2 separate regions of the Homo sapiens genome follow, and region 1 is linked to region 2. Evidence: chromatin loops called from intact Hi-C (ENCODE). Cell type or tissue: mammary epithelial cell. All regions are shown on one strand. Links, peaks and the distances in the headings refer to the core of each region. The heading gives the core; the rest is flanking DNA. Region 1 has its middle 92 kb from the start of JCAD. Region 2 has its middle 110 kb from the start of MTPAP.

The links. Hi-C counts contacts between places; a loop is a spot of excess contacts. Peaks named below come from ENCODE experiments on the same cell type or tissue, not always from the same donor. Only the 100,000 strongest peaks of a DNase experiment are listed, where the experiment ranks them.
Region 1: it touches region 2 in a loop (10-fold over the local background); 2 of 110 quality-filtered maps call a loop at or near these places.

Annotation. Positions count from the first base shown.
Region 1 is chr10:30,146,805-30,156,596 of GRCh38, forward strand. No RefSeq gene overlaps it. Among named protein-coding and RNA genes, the nearest start is that of JCAD, 92 kb to the left of the region's middle. RefSeq lists an enhancer at 5,217-5,266 and a silencer at 8,789-8,848. In mammary epithelial cell, for the core only: a CTCF peak has its summit at 5,273 (motif pointing right); a DNase peak (open chromatin) is centred at 5,437; H3K27ac peaks cover 809 bases.
Region 2 is chr10:30,236,961-30,246,752 of GRCh38, forward strand. No RefSeq gene overlaps it. Among named protein-coding and RNA genes, the nearest start is that of MTPAP, 110 kb to the right of the region's middle. In mammary epithelial cell, for the core only: a CTCF peak has its summit at 4,368 (motif pointing left); a DNase peak (open chromatin) is centred at 4,331; H3K27me3 peaks cover 120 bases.

The sequences.
Region 1 (9,792 bases), core at 521-8,520, 90 kb before region 2:
GTATCTTTTTCATATAATAACTTCTTTTCCTCTTGGTAGATAACTAATAGTGGGATTACTGGATCAAATGGTAGATCTACTTTTAGTTCTTTAGGGAATCTCCACGCTGCTTTCCATAGTGGTTGTACTAGCTTACATTCCCGATAACAGTGTAAAAGTGTTCCCTTTTCACGGCATTCACGCCAACATTTACTTTCTTTTTGATTTTTTGATTAGGGCTGTTCTTGCTGGAGTAAGGTGGTATCGCATTGTGGTTTTGATTTGCATTTCTCTGATAATTAGTGATGTTGAGCATATTTCCATATGCTCATTGGCCATTTGTACATCTTTTTTTTTGAGAATTGTCAATTCATGTCCTTAGCCCACTTTTTGATGGGATTGTCTTTTTTTTCTTGCTAATTTGTTTGAGTTTGTTGTAGATTCTGGATATTAGTCCTTTGTCAGATGTATACATTGTAAAGATTTTCTCCCACTCTGTGGGTTGTCTATTTACTCTGCTGATTATTTCTTTGCTGTGCAGAAGCTTTGTAGTTTAATTAAGTCCCATCTATTTATCTTTGTTTTTGTTGCATTTGCTTTTGGGTTCTTGGTCATAAAGTCTTGCCTAAGCCAATGTTTAGAAGGGTTTTTCTGACATTATCTTCTAGAATCTTTATGGTTTCATGTCTTAGATTTAAGTCTTTGATCCCTCTTGAGTTGATTTTTGTATGACAGGTGAGGATCCGGTTTCATTCTTCTACATGTGGCTTACCAATTATCCCAGCACCATTTGTTGAATAGGATGTCCTTTCTTTACTTTATGTTTTTGTTTGTTTTGTTGATGACCAGTTGGCTATGAATATTTGGCTTTATTTCTGGGTTCTCTATTCTGTTCCAGCAGTCTATGTGCCTATTTTTAAAACAGTACCATGCTGTTTTGGTGACTATAGCCTTATAGTACACTTTGAAGTCAGGTAATGAGATGCTTCCAGATTTGTTCTTTTTGCTTAGTCTTGCTTTGGCTATGCAGGCTCTTTTTTTTTTTTTTTTTTTTTTTTTTTTGGTTCTATATGAATTTTAGGGTTGTTTCTTCTAGTTCTGTGAAGAATGCTGATGGTATTTTGATGGGAATTGCATCGAATTTGTAGATTGCTTTTGGCAGTATGGTCATTTTCACAATATTGATTCTACCCATCCATGAGCATGGGATATGTTTCCATTTGTTTGTACCATCTATGATTTCTTTCAGCAGTATTTTGTAGTTTTCCTTGTAGAGGTCTTTCAGGTCCTTGGGGTTAGGTATATTTCTAAGTTTTTTTTTTTTTTTTCAGCTATTAGGAAAAGGGTTGAATTCTTAATTTGATTCTCAGCTTAGTTGCTGTTGGTCTATAGCAGAGCTACTGATTTGTGTACATTAATTTTGTATCCTGAAACTTTGCTGAATTCATTTACCAGTTATAGGATCTTTCTGGATGAGTCTTTAGGGTTTTCTAGGTATACGATCATATCATCAACAAACAGTGACAGTTTGACTTCCTCTTTACTGATTTGGATGCCCTTGATTTCTTTCTCTTGTCTGACTGCTCTGTCTAGGACTTCCAATACTATGTTGAATAGAGGTGGTGAAAGTGGGCATCCTTGTCTTGTTCCAGTTCTCAGCGAGAATGCTTTCACCTTTTTCCCATTCAGTATAATGTTGGCTGTGGGTTTGTTGTAGACGGCTTTTATTACCTTAAGGTATGTCCCTGGTATGCTGATTTTGCTGAGGGTTTTAATCAAAGGGATGCTGAATTTTGTCAAATGCTTTTTCTGTGTCTATTGAGATGATCATGTGATTTTTGTTTTTAATTCCATTTACGTGGTATATTACATTTATTGACCTACGTATGTAGGTCATACCTGCATCCCTGGCATGAAACCCATTTGATCATGGTAGATTATCTTTTTGATATGCTGTTGGATTCAGTTTGCTAGTATTTTGTTGAGGATTTTTGTATCTATGTTCATCAGGGATATTGGTCTGTGGTTTTCTTTGTTATGTCCTTTGCTGGTTTGGGTATTAGGGTGATAGTGGCTTCATATAACGATTTAGGGAGGATTCCCTTTTTACCTTGTGGAATAGTGTGAATAGGATTGGTACCAATGCTTCTTTGAATGTCTAATAAAATTCAGCTGTGAATCTGTCTGGTCCTGAACTTTTTTTGTTGGCAATTTTTTAATTACCATTTCAGTCTCGCTGCTTGTTACTGGTATGTTCAGAGATTTTATATCTTCCTGGTTTAATCTAGGAGGATTGTATATTTCCAAGAATTTATCCATCTCCTCTAGGTTTTCTAGTTCATGCACGTAAAGGTGCTCATAGAGGCCTTGAAAAATCTTTTGTATTTCTGTAGTATGAGTTGCAATATCTCCCATTTTTCTTCGAATTGAGCTTGTTTGAATATTTTCTCTTCTTTTCTTGGTTAATCTTGCTAATGGTCTATCAATTTTGTTTATCTTTTCAAAGAACTAGCTTTTTGTTCCACTTATCTTTTGTATTTGTTTGTTTGTTTGTTTTTTTGTTTCAGTTTCATTTAGTTCTGCTCTGATCTTTGTTATTTCTTTTATTCTGCTGGGTTTGATTTTGGATTGTTCTTCTTTCCCAAGTTCTGTGGCGTGTGACCTTAGATTGTCTATTTGTGGTCTTTCAGACTTTTTGATGTAGGCATTTAATGCTATGAACTTTCCTCTTAGCATCACTTTTGCTGTATCACAGAGGTTTTGATAGATTGTGTTCCTATTATTGTTCAGTTCAAATAATTTTCAAATTTCCATCTTGATTTCATTGTTGATCCAATATCATTCAGGAGAAGGTTATTTAATTTTCATGTATTTGCAAGATTTTAGGGTTCCTTTTGGAGTTGATTTCCAACTTTTTTCCACTATGGTCTGAGAGAGTACTCGACATAATTTAGATTTTCTTAAATTGACTGAGACTTGTTTTGTGGCCTGTCATATGGTCTACCTTGGAGAATGTTCCATGTGCTGATGAATAGAAGGTATATTCTGCAGTTATTGGGTAGGATGTTCTATAAATATCTGTTAAGTCCATTTCTTGTAGGGAATAGTTTAAGTTCATTGTTTCTTTGTTGACTTTCTGTCTTGATGACCTGTCTAGTGCTATCAGTGGAGTATTAAAGTCCCCCACTATTATTGTGTTGCCATCTATCTCATTTCTTAGGTCTAGTAGTTACTGTTTAACGAATTTGGGAGCTCCAGTGTTAAATGCATATATATTTAGAATTGTGACATTTTCCTGTTGGACTCATCCTTTTATCATTATGTAATGTCTCTTTGTCTTTTTTAACTGCTGTTGCTTTAAAGTTTGTTTTGTCTCATATGAGAATAACTACTCCTGCTCACTTTCAGTGTCCATTTGCATGGAATATCTTTTTCCACCCCCCTACCTTAAGTTTATGTGAGTACTTGTGTGTTAGGTGAGTCTCCTGAAGACAGGAAAAACTTGGTTGCTGAATTCTTATCCATTCTGTCATTTGGTATCTTTTAAGTGGGGCATTTAGGCCATTTACATTTAATGTTAGTATTGAGATATGAGGTACTATTATATTCATTGGGTTATTTGTTGCCTTAATACCTTATTTTTTAAATTTTGTTATTGTTATATAAGTCATGTGAGATTAATGCTTTAAAGAGGTTCTATTTTGGTGTATTTTGAGGATTTGTTTCAAGATTTAGAGCTCCTTTTAGCAGTTCTTATAGTGCTGGCTTGATGGTGGCAAATTTCTCAGCAATTGTCTGTCTGGAAAAGATTGTATTTTTCCTTCATTTATGAAGCTTAGTTGAGCTGGATACAAACTTCTTGGCTGATAATTGTTTTGTTTAAGGAGGCTAAAAATAAGACCCCAATCTGTTTTAGTCTGTAGGGTTTCTTCTGAGAAATCTCCTGTTAATTTGACAGGTTTTCCTTTATAGGCTACTTGATGTTTTTGCCTTACAGCTCTTAAGATTATTTCCTTCATTTTGACTTTAGATAACATGATGGCTACGTGCCTAGGCAATGATCTTTTTGCAATGAATTCCCCAGGTGTTCTTTAATCTTCTTATATTTAGATGTCTAGATCTCTAGCAAGGCTGAGGAAATTTTCCTCCATTATTCCCTCAAATATGTTTTCCAAACTTTTAGATTCCTCTTCTTCCTTGGAACACCAATTATTTTTAGGTTTGGACATTTGACATAGTCCCAAACTTCTTGGAGGCTTTAGTTCATTTTTAAATTATTTTTTCTTTGTCTGTTATGGATTGGGTTAATTCAAAAGCCTTGTCTTTGAGCTCTTAAGTTCTTTCTTCAGAGTTGCACGTAGTCATCAGGTTATCCAAAGTCAAGAAGAAGGAAAGAATTTCAAGAATCTTTCTTGTTCAGTTCTATTGCTGAGACTTTCCAATGCCTTTTTCATTTCTCTAAGTGCATCCTTGATTTCAAGAAGTTGTGATTGTTTTTTATTTATGCTATTTATTTCACTGAAGAATTTTCCTTTCATATCTTGTATCATGTTTTTGATTTAAGTTGGACTTCACCATTCTCTGATGCCTCCTTGATTAGCTTAATCATTGACCTTCTGAATTCTTTTCTGGCAATTCAGAGATTTTTGTCTTGGTTTGGATCCATTGCTGGTGAGCTGGTATGATCTTTTGGGGGCGTTAAATAACCTTTTTTTTTTTTAATCATTTTACCAGAATTGTTTTTCTGGTTCCTTCTCATTTGGGTAGACTAAGTCAGAGGGAAGATCCGGGATTCAAAGGTTGCTGTTCAGATTCTTTTGTCCCATGAGGTGCTCCCTTGATGTGGTTTTCTCCCCCTTCCCCTAGGAATGGGGTTTCCTGAGAGCTGAACCCTAGTGATTGATTTTGCCCTTCTAGGTCTAGCCACCCAGTGGAGCTACAGGGCTCTGGGCTTGTACGGGGGAGTGTCTGCAAAAAGTCCTGTCTTCAGGTCTTGCAGCTATGGATCCCAGCACCTGCTCCAGTAGAGGTAGCAGGGGAGTGAAGTAGACTCTGAGCGTCCTTTGTTATGTTTTTGTTTAGTGTGCTGGTTTTGTGTTGGTTGCCCTCCAGCCAGGAGGTGTTGCTTTCAAAAGCACATCAGCTGCAGTCCTATGGGGGGAATGCAAACTTGCCCTAAGGACACCTTGCTAAGTATTCAGGTTTCTCAGGAGGTGGGCAGGACCACAGAGCTCCCAAGAGATTATGATCTTTGTCTTTGGCTACCAGGGTGGGTAGAGAAAGGCCACCAGGTGGTGGCAGGGATAGGCAGGTCTGAGTTCAGTCTCTCCTTGAGCGTGGCTTGCTGTGGCTGTTGTGGGCGATAGGAGTGTGGTTCCCAGTCTAATGGAGTTATGTTGCCAGGGGGATAACAGCTGCCTCTGCTGAGTCATACAAGTGGCCAGCTAAGCGGGGGAAAGCCAGCAGTCACAGGCCTCACCCTGCTCCCATACAGCCAACAGTCCTAAAAGTCAGTCTCACTTCTACTGTGCCCCGCCCGGCAACAGCACCGAGTCTATTTCCAGGCAGCCAGTGACCAGGGCTGAGAACTTTCCCCAGACCATGAGCCTCCCCATTGAGAAAGCAAGCAGACTCACAGTTTTTTGGCGTCTCAGGGAGACTTCACTGGTGATCCAGTTCCTTCAAATGGTATTTGGATTCTCTTGGCTTTCCTGGTATGTTCCAGTGGTAGTTCTTGGAGCAAAAGTTCACGATGTGAGTCTCCACATGCTGCTCTGTCCATCCGAGCGGGAGCTGCAAGCTAGTCCTGCCTCCTATCTGCCATCTTAATCTGAATCGCTTTTTTGATACAGAGTCGCCAATAGCTGTGTTTTTCTACATAAGCTGTCCTCTGTGCCATGAAGAGTTTTAATGATACAGCATTTCTTTCTTTTTTTTTTTTTTTTTTTTTTTTGAGACGGAGTCTTGCTCTGTCGCTCAGGCTGTCGTGCAGTGGCGTGATCTCGGCTCACTGCAAGCTCTGCCTCCTGGGTTCACGCCATTCTCCCGCCTCAACCTCCCAAGTAGCTGGGACTACAGGTGCCCGCCATCACACTAGGCTAATTTTTTGTATTTTTAGTAGAGCTGGGGTTTCACCGTGTTCGCCAGGATGGTCTCCATCTCCTGACCTCATGATCCGCCTGCCTCTGCCTCCCAAAGTGCTGGGATTACAGGCGTGACCGTGCCCGGCCGATACAGCATTTCTTGAAAGAACCCATGAAAGAGCTAAAGCCAATGGTGCTAAGTTCTTAAGATGGCCCTGTAATTATTGAAGAGTTTGACTTCTTTGACTTCTACTTTAGGAATTGCTATACTCATCTGATTCACTTTTTGCTTCTTTTCTCCCTCACCAAATAACAGTCCCTACGGATGATAAGAGTGCTCCCTGATTGTTCCATGACCTTTCCAGGTGACTGCCACCTGCCCTTCAGACTTTGATGATGGTTTTTTTTGTTGTTTTTTTTTAAGCTTAGGCAATGACAGCTACATAATTGCTGATGTCTAGCCAACAGTGACTATAAAACACTGAATGTAAGACATCTATAAATTTCAGAAGCATTGAAACATCTAAAAATATATAATTTTAGAATTAATTTAAAAATGAGATATGAAGGTGCTCTTTAAACTTAGAAACACAGCTAAATGAGGAGTTATTAATGTGGCCTTGTAACAGCTGTTGTCACCCAGGACTGAGCAGTTGGCGTGTGTATGTATATTGTGCTGAAGTGGCTATGTTGTCTGGGGTATATACCCTGGATTCATCCTCTCATGCCAGGAAAATTTAGGACAGGGACACACGAGGAGTTTAGGAGTGGAGGTTTAACGGACAGAAGAAAAGAGAAAGAAGAAGAGCTCTCTCTATAGAGAGAGGGGTCTTCCGAACGGAAAAGACCATCTGGTAGCGGATGAACCCAATTTTACAGTCTGGCTTGAGGAGACAGTGTCTGATTTGCATAGGGCTCACAGATCGGTTGGATCAGGTTTGACATTTACATAGCGGGGGCGGGGGCGGGAAGGCTGGTCATCCCACCCTAATCTTACTATGCAAGTGAACTCTTCCCTTGGTTGGCGCCCTCTTGTCTGCTCCTTACTGTACACGTGGCTGGCTGAAAAGGGAAGATGGAGCCGCCATCTTGAACATGTCCAGTCCCTAGTTCCTGCCAGCATTCCCCCATGCAAGCTCCCAACTTGCTTGTCTGTGTCTGCAGCTCAACTTTACGGGCTGCTCTTCGTTAGAAAATGATTTGGGGCTGCTTTTCATTAAAAACAAAAGCCTCACTGAGGACTCCCATACCCTATCTGCCTAAGTGATTTCTTTTTAACCCCTATATCAGTGCCATTTTGACCCAGTCATTTTGATGAGTTCATTTTGACCTCATTTGACAATTTTTCATAGCTTTAATCACAGCATTAAATGTTGGAGTGATTTGTATGCTACCAGGAAATGAAAGCAACAGACACCGTCATCATCTCCACCCCCATCCCATCGCTTATCTTGCTCTGGAGTCTGACCTTGTCCATTGCCCCACACTCTCCTGGAGCTTGAGTCTTATCCTGAGGGAAGGTGGAGTGAAGCCCAGACAGGGTCAGGGTGCCTTGATTTAAAAAGCTGCCGTCCGTGGGCAGGTGGGCTTTGGGTATCAGTGGGACTGGGATTGGGGGAGGGCCACTGTCTGGACTCTAAAAGGGAACATTTACATTTAGGGTTAGAAAGAGTATGACAACCATGATTGACAAGACAGAGCATTGGTGGCTGAACCAAGATCAAGTACTAAACTGTATTAGTGTCTTCTCACACTGCTATAAACAAATACCTGTGGCTGGGTAATTTATTTTAAAAAAAGGAGAGAGAGAGATTTAATTGGCCCACAGGTCCACAGGCTGTACAGGAAGCATGGTGCTGGCATCTGCTCAACTTCTGGGAAGGCCTTAGGAAACTTTCAGTCATGGCAGAAGACAAAGGGGAAGCAGGCACGTCTTACATGACTGGAGCAGGAGGAAGAGAGGGAGTGGGGAGGTGCCACACACTTTAAAATGACCAGATCTCATGAGAACTCTATCATAAGAACAGCACCAATGAGATGGTGCTAAACTGCTCATGAAGGTTCCACTCTCCCATGACACAGTCACCTCCCACCAGGCCCCACCTCCAACATTGGGGATTACAGTGTGACATGGGATTTGGGTGGGGACACAAATCCAAATCAAATCAGTTAGCATTAGCCAAGAACACGTGGGGAATTCAAAGAGTTAAACAAATCAAGTCCCAGGCAGCACTAATTATCTGAGTACAATGATCAGCACATCTGGGTTGAAGACCTTCTATATACTTCCTCCCAGGGCAAGTACTGGATAGGGGATGGGCTGGCCCAAGTCTAAAGAAATGAATAGTAGATGAACTATAGCTGAAAGAGGTGAAGAGAACTGGGCCCGTGGTGGAGTCTGATTACTCCTGGTACACATGCAAGGCTGACACAGGCTCCGATACACTTTGAGCATCTTCATGCAAAGCAGAGTTCTTTCTCTGGCTCTCAGAAGGATTTTCTGATTATTTTCCATGGTCTTTCCCTGGAGTTGCCATGACTATCCTCAGTGGGACAGCTTAATTCCAGGTGTAGAAACAACAATAGATGCAGTTTCATCCAAAGTTGTTGAACCCAAGAAAAGATGATGACAACTCAAAACAAAAATGAAAGTTTCTTTAAGGCATGGCCACCTCACAGTCACACTCACAGCTGGAGTTTCCTGCTAACGTGACCCTTGAGTCTTTGGAGGTCCGGGCCAACTGACAAAACAATTTGTTCATGATGGTGGCTCAGTGACAAAGAGGAAATCGCTCATGGACTGCTGGGGCAGCCAAACCTGTCCAAAGAACACAGCTTTGTGGTACTGTAGCCACAGGGAACTACTGGGCGAGGAATTCTTTTATTTTCCACAGTGAGTGATCCAAAGATGACAAGCTCTGCAGGAAATCCTGGGTCCTATATACCTATATATATCCCCACCGCTGGTCCTATTCAGTCCTAATCAAGGACCATATCATCAATGAGCTTATCCACAATGACAAAGAAGAAAAACAAAACCCAGGTTGCAAACCCCTGCACACAACTTGCTTTTGACAGCACATCCCAGCGTTCTCCAGGAAAGAGGAAGCTATGGAAATGTTTAGTACAAGTAGCAGCAGGGCAGAGAGCTGCGGGAAGCCTGGCGTTGAAGGAATTGTTTTTATTTTTATTACTTAGTTGAGTTCATTTTGGTTACCTTTTTGGGCTGGTCAAAAAGTAAAGTTTTTGATTGGTAAGTCAATTTTTTTTTAGAAGTCAAAGAACACACACTATAATGAGGCCACATAATTAAGCAGTTTCTAATTTCCAATAAAATAAACTAAATTTATGGGCAGAAATTATCAAAGGCTTATCTACTTCACACAAGGCCAGAATAACTTCCATGACTTTATTAATGATTTCTTAGATATTATTCCCTCTTGCTGATGGGATGGTAACTTCTTTGAATGTATTATATGACACAGACCATCTTAGCAGACTGCAGTGAGGGATTATCCTGCTAGCCTTGAAGGAGGGAACTGTTGTGTGGGGAGGGGACCATGTGGCAGGGATCTATGGGTGGCTTCTGGAAGCTCAGAGTGGCCCCCAGCTGACAGCCAGTGAGAAAATGGAGACCTCAGTCCTACAATCTCAAAGAATTGAGGCCAGGCATTGTGGCTCAAGCCTGTAATCCCAGCACTTTGGGAGGCCGAAGTGGGCAGATCACCTG
Region 2 (9,792 bases), core at 628-8,627:
TGACTGTAAAGTGAAATGGTGCAAATTTTCCAGAGCACAGTTTGCAAAATGGACCAAAACTTTTAAATATGCACTCCCAGCAATTATACTTGGAGGAAATACTGATATGTGTGCAGAAATTTGTCTACAAGGATGTTCTAATGAATTATTTATAGTATCAGAAACCTGAGACCTGAATATCCCACAATTAAGAGAGTTGTTAAATTACTCCTCATGCTATTGCTCATATTACTAATATTAGTGGTAAATGATAATATTTATTAAGAGTCCACTACGTGCCAGGCGATGTTCTAAACACTTTACCGATTAACATATTTTAATCTCCATTACAACAATGTGAGATAGATATTATCTTTCTCATTTTAGAGATAAGGAAACTCATTAAGTAAATAATGGGATTAACATTTTTAAATTAAAAAAGAGAAAGAAAAGAAAACTAAAAGTACACGGAAATTAGTAATTTGCCTGAAGTCACCTAACGATCAAATAGAAGAGCCAAGAGCCACCATTTGATCTGATGGAGTTAGTCTCCAGAACCACATGTCACATGCATTGGTTAGGTTATGGAGGCATAAAACACATGTTCTAAGAAACACTGTGTTTTAATAACACTAACCATGTGAAACAATACGTATCATACATCCTAATATTGTAAAAACACACATGTATGCTCGTATAAAAGTCATATTTATACACAGGCATATTTAGGCACAAGCACGAAAGCGTCATACACTAAAATATGCATGATCTCTGCCCTGGGTACCAGGATTATGGGTAACTTTCTCCTTTGTGCTTTAGTTTTTATTTTCACAAGGAACACACATTACTCCTGAGATTTGAAACAAATAACACACAATTTCAAAAGTAAAGAAATCGATGTAGCTGGATGGGGGTGGGTGGGGGTGGAAGTCAGGGTCAGAAGGAAGGAGATGGTCTTGGCTGGGAATGGGGAGAGGTTAGTCAAAGGGTACAAAATTTCAGTTAGACTGAATGAAAGAGTTCTGGAGATTTATTGTACAGCATGAAGACTACAGTTAATAACAATGTAGCTAATGTAGCCTATACTTGAAAATTACTGAGAGTAGATCTTTAATGTTCTCCTCACAAAAAAAAGTACCTTATTAAGGCCATGTGTGGTGGCTCATGCCTATAATCCCAGCACTTTGGGAGGCCAAGCAGGGAGGATCATTTGAGCCCAGGAGTTCAAGACCAGCCTGGGCAACATAGTGAAACACCATCTCTTCAAAAAGTAAAAAAATTAGCCTCGCATGCTGGTGCATACCTGTGGTCCCTGCTGCTCTGGAAGCTGAGGTGGGAAGATCACTTGAGCCCAGAAGGTCAAGGCTGCAGTGAGCCATGACCGTGCCACTGCACTCCAGCCTGAGTGACAGAGGGAGACCATGCCTCAAAAGTAAAAATAAAAAATAAATTATTTTTTAAAATGATAAATATGTTAGGGAATGGATATGTACATTAGCTGAATTTAGCCATTTTACAATGTATGTGTAGTTCAAAACATCATATTATGTACTGTAACATATACAATTTTTGTCAGTTATACCTTAATAAAGCTGGGAGAATTAATTAATTAATTTTATTTATTTATTTATTTTTGAGACAGTGTCTCTCTCCCATCACCCAGGATGGAGTGCAGTGGCACAATCATGGCTCACTGCAGCCTCCACTTCTGTAGCTCAGGTGGTCCTCTTCCCTTGGCCTCCTGAGTAGCTGGGACTATAGGTGTAGGCCACCGTGCCTGGCTAATTTTTTGTATTTTTAGTAAGTAGAAATGGGGTTTCTCCATGTTGCCCAGGCTGGTCTCAAACTCCTGGGCTCAAGCGATCCTCCCACCTCAGCCTCCCAAAGTGCTGGGATTACAGACATGAGCCACCGCATCTGGCCTAATTAATGTATTATTTTTTTAAAAAGAAGAAGAAAGAAGATGATCGTCCCCTGGCCCGGCAGGAAGCTTCTTTGTTTCTGGGGCTTCCTGGTCTAACGCTACATTTCCCCAGCACCCAAGCCAGCCAGGTTTTTTCCCGCAAGCCCCACGTCTCCAGCTGTGTCTCTTGGCAGCTATCTGAGCCGCCCTGGGTCAGCTGCTTACCCTTTGTTTTCTGAGTCCAGCCCAAGAAGACACTCAATAACCTGTAGAGACGCATAGGTGTTTCCTTTATGTCATCTCAGGAAATGGGCCCAGGTGTACAGTTCATAGTGGGAGACAAAAGTAATTCATTTAATTCATTCAACATATGTTTACTGAGCACCTAGACATGTGACAAATGCCATGCTTTTAGGTCATGCAACCTTGAATTCAAGGACATTAACTTAAAAATTTAATCAGCCTCTTCCACCATACTGTTCTGGTGCTTTTTGTTGTGGTGGAGGTTGTTAAACAAAGATCACAACAATAACGTTGCCTTTGACATAGATATAAACCATAAACGCCTCCTCTGGCAAGATTACAAAAATTCTACCTCCGAGAATAAGGCTTCCCTGGTTCATAAATAAGTTCATGCATGCTAACAAAGGCCCCAGGAATTATTCTACTGCAACTAATTTAGATCCTTCATTGAGTTCCTCAGTGTTTAATCAAGGCTGTGCCGCATCCGTACCCATTACCGAAATAAAATAAAGTCTGTACCACATAGGAAATGTGCACCTACAATATTACTTTTCTAGTCTCACGTTTTAATTGGAAAATTGGTAGTCCCATTTGAATGAAATCATCCTGCATAACAGATTCAGAAAATGATTCCTGCTGAAAGAACATTTTTCATCTCACTTTGCCTAAGTCTGAACCACAGTCTGACTAGGATGATAGCCCTTTTAGGTTTGACTTCACCCTCAGGAAATACCTTCAGCTTTTTGGGAGGGAAACCTGGGGGATTTTTTTCAGTGAGATCACTGTTTTAAAAAATATCTTCCTCACTTCTGTAGAACCTTGGCTTCTCAGCACCTCTTACAAAAGCACTACGTAGATCAACAGATCAGAACGCTTTGCAATTGTAGTGCCCCTTGATTTAAAATGCTGCTCTTGGGCCAGGCGCAGTGGCTCACACCTGTAACTCAGGAGGCTGAGTGTGGAGGATCGCTTGAGGCCAGAAGTTGGAGCTCAGCCTGGGCAACATAGTGAGACCCCGTCTCTAAACAGTAAAAAATAAAATGCTGCTCTTTAAATTGATGTTAGCTTTTTATCTGTTACGACTTCTGTTACTTTTCATTGTTGAGATGCTAAGGGGACCTCACTCAGTGGGAAAACATTTTACCAAGAAAAAAATCAGTCTAAGGAAATGCAAATGAAATTATTTATTTGTTTTCGAGACAGGGCCTTGTTCTGTCACCCAGGGTAGAATACAGTGGCACGATCTCAGCTTACTGCAACCTCTGCCTCCTGGGCTCAAGTGATCCTCCCACCTCAGCCTCCCAAAGTGCTGAGATTACAGATGTGAGCCATCACCCTCAGCCTAATTTATTATTTTTTAAAAAAAGAAAAAGACTGGGCGTGGTGTTTCACGCCTATAATCCCAGCACTTTGGGAAGCCAAGGCAGGTGGATTGCCTGAGGTCAGGAGTTCGGGACCAGCCTGTCTAACATGGTGAAACCTCATCTCTACTAAAAGTACAGAAATTAACCCAGTGTGGTGGTGGGCACCTGTAGTCCCAGCTACTTGGGAGGCTGAGATAGGAGAATCACTTGAATCTGGGAGGCAGAGGTTGCAGTGAGCCAAGATCATGCCACTGCACTCCAGCCTGGGTGACAGAGCAAGACTCCATCTCAAAAAAAAAAAAAAAAGAAAAGAAGAAAGAAGGAAGAAGGAGAGGGAGAAGAAGAAGGAAGAGGAGGAGGAAAGGAAGAAAGAAAGAAAGAAAGAAAGAAAGAAAGAAAGAAAGAAAGAAAGAAGAAAAAGAAAGGAAGGAAAGGAAGGAAGGAAGGAAAGGAAGAAAGGAAGGAAAAGAACGAAAGAAAGAAAGAAAGAAGGAAAAGATGATCATCCCCAGGCCCAGTAGGAAGCTTCTTTGTTTCTGGGGCTTCCTGGTCTAATACCACATTTCCCCAGCACCCAAGCCAGAAGATGTATTGTGGTCCATCCCTAGAAGGGAGATTTTCCAGAGGTTTTCAGAAGCACTGCAGAGTACATTTGACTAAAACTACCTATGCACTGAACCCGGTCCCAGAGTGGTAATCCATTATATAGTGAAGCTGTAGGGAAAGGAACAATTACCTTGACTCCTCAAAAATACATAGTTGATAAGCAGCAAGCTGATGATGACATAGTTCTAAGCTCTCCCACATTAACCAATGGACCCACAGGCATTGGAGAAAAAAATAAACAAACAAACCACTGAGCTCCCTCTGCAGGTCCCTGAGAGTAATAACTGGCCACCTTTCCATTCTTGGGTTCCTTGAAAAAATAGAAGATGGTAGTCAGCAGAAACTACAATTACTTTAAAATAAAATGAAATGTGCTGAAACCAAAAAAGAAGAAAAAAGCCAACAACTTTCTGTTGTGCATTTTATAGTAGCAGAGCAAAATGCAGTATTTTAAACAAGTATGTAAAATAGAAACCGTCCTGGTAATTTCAGTTTCATGAAAAAATTCAGCAGCATGAATAAAATAGCATTACCAATTAAAGTGTAAATCCAGGCTGCAAGTTATGATTTCCAGCTCCAATGTAGAGAAGCCTCCCTCACATTTTGAAGCTGCTCTCATGAAAAAGGAATTGGTCAAAGATGACAGGAGCACATAGAAATCTATTTTCCCCCTTGCACCTGTGAATTTCAGTCTGCTCTTTGATAATACTGCGCCATTCTCCTCATGACTAAAACGAGAATGGGCTAGATCATTTTTGAGGTTCCTTTAAGCTCTAAGAAGGAACAAACATGTGAGAGCCATCATAGGTATCTGTCACCAAAGTGTATGTTAAAGAGAGGACGGTTTCTATCTCCAAGTTGGTGTAGAGGGTATAATCAGAAGACCTAGGGTCAAGTTCCATCTCTGCCATAACTCTTGGTGAGATTTTGAGTGAGTCACCTCTCTCAGTGTCAGTCTACTCATCTGTAAAAATAAGAACACTGGGGCCAGGCACGGTGGCTCATGCCTGTAATCTCAGCACTTTGGGAGGCCAAGGTAGGCGGATCACCTGAGGTCAGGAGCTCGAGACCAGCCTGGCCAACATGGTGAAACCCCGTCTCTACTAAAATACAAAAATTAGCCAGACATGATGGCAGGTGCCTGTCGTCCCAGCTACTCAGGAGGCTGAGGCAGGAGGATCCCTTGAATCCGGGAGGTGGAGGTTGCAGTGAGCCGAGACCGCGCCACTGCACTCCAGCCTGGGTGACAGAGCAAGACCCTGTCTGAAAAAGAAAAAGAATACTGAAAACAGTCACTCAGCATTTTGGGAAGCCCAGGTGGGAGGATGAGCTCAGCCTGGGCAACATAGTAAGACCCCCATTTCTTACCAAAAAAAAAAAAGTAGATGAGTAAACATAATGGAAAAAAAAACTCTATAGTAGCAATAAAAAAAGATAAACAATCTAAGAACAAACCTAACAGGAAATGGGCATGATTTATATGAAGAAAACTTTAAACACACTACTGAGAGAAACAAAAAAATGTAAACAAATGGGAGGGTACATCACGTTTGCAGGAAGACAAAACATCACGTAGATGTTAATTCTTTCTAAATTCATCTATTAATTTAATACAATCCCAATAAAAATACCAACCAGGTTTTGTTGGAAATTGGCAGATTCTAAAGTTCATATTAAAAACTAAACAGACAGCAACCAGCCTGGCCAACATGGTGAAACTCCGTTTCTACTAAAAACTTAAAAATTAGCCAGGCATGGTGGCGTGCACCTGTAGTCCCAGCTACTCAGGAGGCTAAGGCAGGAGAATTGGTTGAGTCCATAAAGCAAAGGTTGCAGTGAGCCACTGCACTCCAGCCTGGGTGACAGAGCAAAAACTCCATTTCAAAAAAACAACAACAACAAAAAACAAATAACAACAACAAAAAAGCAAGGGAGTTTCTGAAAATAAGAGTGATAAGCCATTTCAGATATTAAAACATAAAGTTGTAAAGTTAAAACAGTATGATATATTGGCACATGAATAGACAAATCAATACAAAAAAACAGACCCCAATACAAATTGACATTTACTATATATTAAAGGTAGGATTTAAATTCCTGAGAAAAAGATGGATTATTTAATAAATGGTGGTAGGACAAATGGGTAGCCACCTAGAAAAAAATAAATTAGATACTATTCATATATTATACTAGGATAAATTCCAGATACATTTTTGCTAGTTTGGTTTTGGAGACAGAGTCTTCCTCTCTCACCCAGGCTGGAAGCCATCTTGGCTTACTGCAACATCCGCCTCCTGGGTTCAAGTAATTCTCCTGCCTCAGCTTCCTGAGTAGCTGGGATTACAGGTGCGCAATACCACGCCCAGCTAATTTTTGTATTTTTAGTAGAGACAGGTTTTCATCATGTTGGCCAGGCTGCTCTTGAACTCCTGGCCTCAAGTGATGTGCCTGCCTCGGCTTCTCAAAGTGCTGGGATTATGGGTGTGACCCACCAGTGCCTGGCCCAAATTCTGGATACTGTAAAGTCTTAAATGCAAGCAATAAAATCACAAAGAATTAGAAGAAAAAATGAGATAATTTTAAAATAATCCTGAAATGGGGAAGCCTTTCTTAGCTCTAAGCAAAGAAAAAAAAATTAATATATTTTATCATATAAAATTAAAAATATTTACATAGCAAAAGCTACAATACCAAAGTCAAAGGACAAATGGCAAATGAGGGGGCTCATTGTAGTCAAGGAACTAATCTCCCTAATTTAGAAATAATTATCATAAAACAATAGAAAAGATAATTAAAAGTTTTACAAAAGCTATAGTTAACAGAATAGAAAATTCAAATGAGCCTAAAACTCTAAAAGATACTCAACCTAACTTATGAGAAAATAAATGCAAAGTAAAACAATGACACCAGTTTTTACTTATATTAGAAAAAAATTGATGCTACTCTCTTGGTGAGGGTTTAAAGTAATAGGCACCCTCGGCCAGGCACAGTGGCTCATGCCTGCAATCTCAGCATTTTGGGAGGCCGAGGCAGGAGGAACACTTGAGGTCAGGAGTTCGAGACCAGCCTGGCCAACATGGTGAAACCCCGTCTCTACTAAAAATAATAATAATTTAAAAAATAGCCAGTGTGTAGTGACGCACGCCTGTAATCCCAGCTACCTGGGAAGCTGAGCGGGGAGAATCACTTGAACCTGGGAGGCGGAGGTTGCAGTGAGCCAAAATTTTGCCACTGCACTCTGGCTTGGGTGACAGAGTGACTCAGTCTCAAAAAAATAATAAAATAAAATAAAAATTAAAAATAAAGTAATAGGCACTCTCACACATTGCTGAGAAGGCAGATTGGAAGTACTCTCAAAATTACAAATGCACAAACCCTTTGGCCCAGGAAGTCTATTTCTAGGAATTTATCCCACACATACATTAATACATAATACATTAATACATAAAACAAGTAACAATGATGCAATATATTATTTGCAGCATTGTTTACAATTGCAAAAAAAAAAAAAACACTAGAAACAAATTTCTGACAGTAGGAGGCTGGTTAAATAAATGATAATTTATCCATTCAAAGGAAATGTTTGCAGCTCTAAAAATGGATGAGGAAACACTTAATATCTGATCTAGAATAATTACCATGATACAATGACAAATGGAGGAGAGAGACAAAACAATGGGGAAAAATGTGTCTTTGCAGAAGCATGAAAGATGTCTAGGAAGATACACAAGAAGCTTATAAAAATGGGTGCCAGTGTCAAGAACACCTGGGTGGCATGAGACAGGATGAGAGAAAGACTTTTTGCTGTGTTTTCACTGTATATCCTTTAGTAAATTTTGAATTTTGAACTAAGTGAAAGTTTTACCTCCAAAGAATAAAATTATAGGCTGGGCACCGTGGCTCACACCTGTAATCCCAGTTACTCAGGAGGTTGAGGCAGGAGAATTGCTTGAACCCGGGAGATGGAGGTTGCAGTAAGCCAAGATGATGCCATTTCATTCCAGCCTGGGTAACAGAGCGAGACTCTGTCTCAAAATAAATAAGTAAATAAATAAAGAATTAAATTATATTTAGCCCTGCTCCCTGATTTCAGGGGAAGTGCTAAAGGTCATAATCTATATAAAGTACATGGTCTATGCACAGGAGGTGCTGGACAAATGGTTATTAAGCCATGAGTAAGCATCGTCCTGTGGAGCGAGGGCTCTGTCTCTTGTCGCAGCAGTGTCAATGCTCCTGGTCCACTCTCTCCCAGGAAGAGACCCCTCAGGCACTCAGTGAGACCACTGGCTGACTTTCCTTTTCATTCTTTTGATCTGTTTGAATCCTATATGAAACTCATTTTAGGCTCAAATCTAACTCCCTGTTATAATTGTATTAAAAAGATGGAAAATTGGCGAGGCTCGGTGGCTCATTCCTATAATCCCAGCACTTTGGGAGGCCAAGGGAGTAGGGTCACTTGAGTTCAGGAGTTCAAGACCAGCCTGGGCAACATAGGGAGAGCTCAACTCTAAAAAAATTTAAAAAATCAGCCAGGCGTGGTGGCAAGAGCCTGTGGTCCCAGATACTTAGGAGGCTGAGGTGGGGGGTCACTTGGGCCCGGGACGGCTGCAGTGAGCCGTAATTGGGCCACCGCACCACTGCACTCCAGTCTGGGGGACAGAGCAAGATCCTGTCTCTAAAGAAAAGAGATGGAAAACTGAAACTCTCATGAAGTTTGTGCTAAAAAGACTGAAGAGGGAAGTTGCCTTTGAGAGACTTTCTGTAAGGCCTGGAAAACAAAAACAAACAAACAAAAATAGATTAACCCAGACTCTGAGAGACTGGAGAAAGTGCAAACAGAATTCGTGCTGCGTGTGCATAGACTTGTTTACTGGACAAATGAGGGCAGCACTGTTTCCCTAGCTGGGGCCTCTGAGAATCAAATCACCAGAGGCATGCCATCTTTTTAGTCAACTATAAGTGAGGCAGGAATTAACAAGATTGATTAGAGGACAAGTGAGCCCCACCACATTCTAGACCAGGATCCCTGCAGACTGTCTGGGCTCTGTGAAGTCTGTATTATTGGCCTGTGACAAGAAAAATGCAGAAATTCAAAGTAAGAGTATAGGATATAATGTCTATTGAATCTGACATTTAAAAATCAAGCTTGCATTTTACATTTCCTTTTTATTTATTTATTTATTTATTTTGAGACGGAGTCTAGCTCTGTCACCCGGGCTGGAGTGTGGTGGTGCAATCTTGGCTCACTGCAACCTCCACCTCCCAGGTTCAAGTGGTTCTCCTGCCTCAGCCTCCCTAGTAGCTGGGATTACAGGTGTCCACCACCACGCTTGGCCAATTTTTTTGTATTTTTAGTAAAGATGGGGTTTCATCATGTTGGCCAGGCTCGTCTCAAACTCCTGAGCTCAAGTGATCCGCCCACCTTGGCCTCCCAAAGTGCTGGGATTACAGGTGTGAGCCACCATGCCCGGCCCTTGATTTTATTTTTTTCCAGTAATTCTTTTTTATTTCCACTTTACAAAAGTATCAGTCCAAAACAAACTTGAAGTTTCCTTTAAAAAGCAACAGAAACACCAATTCTTCACTAGAGATAGTTTGAGATGCACTGTTCTAAACCATATTTTCATCTATGCAGAATGTGAAGTTCCACTAGATCTGCGGTGTTCAATGTGGTAGCCAGTAACCACATATGGCTAT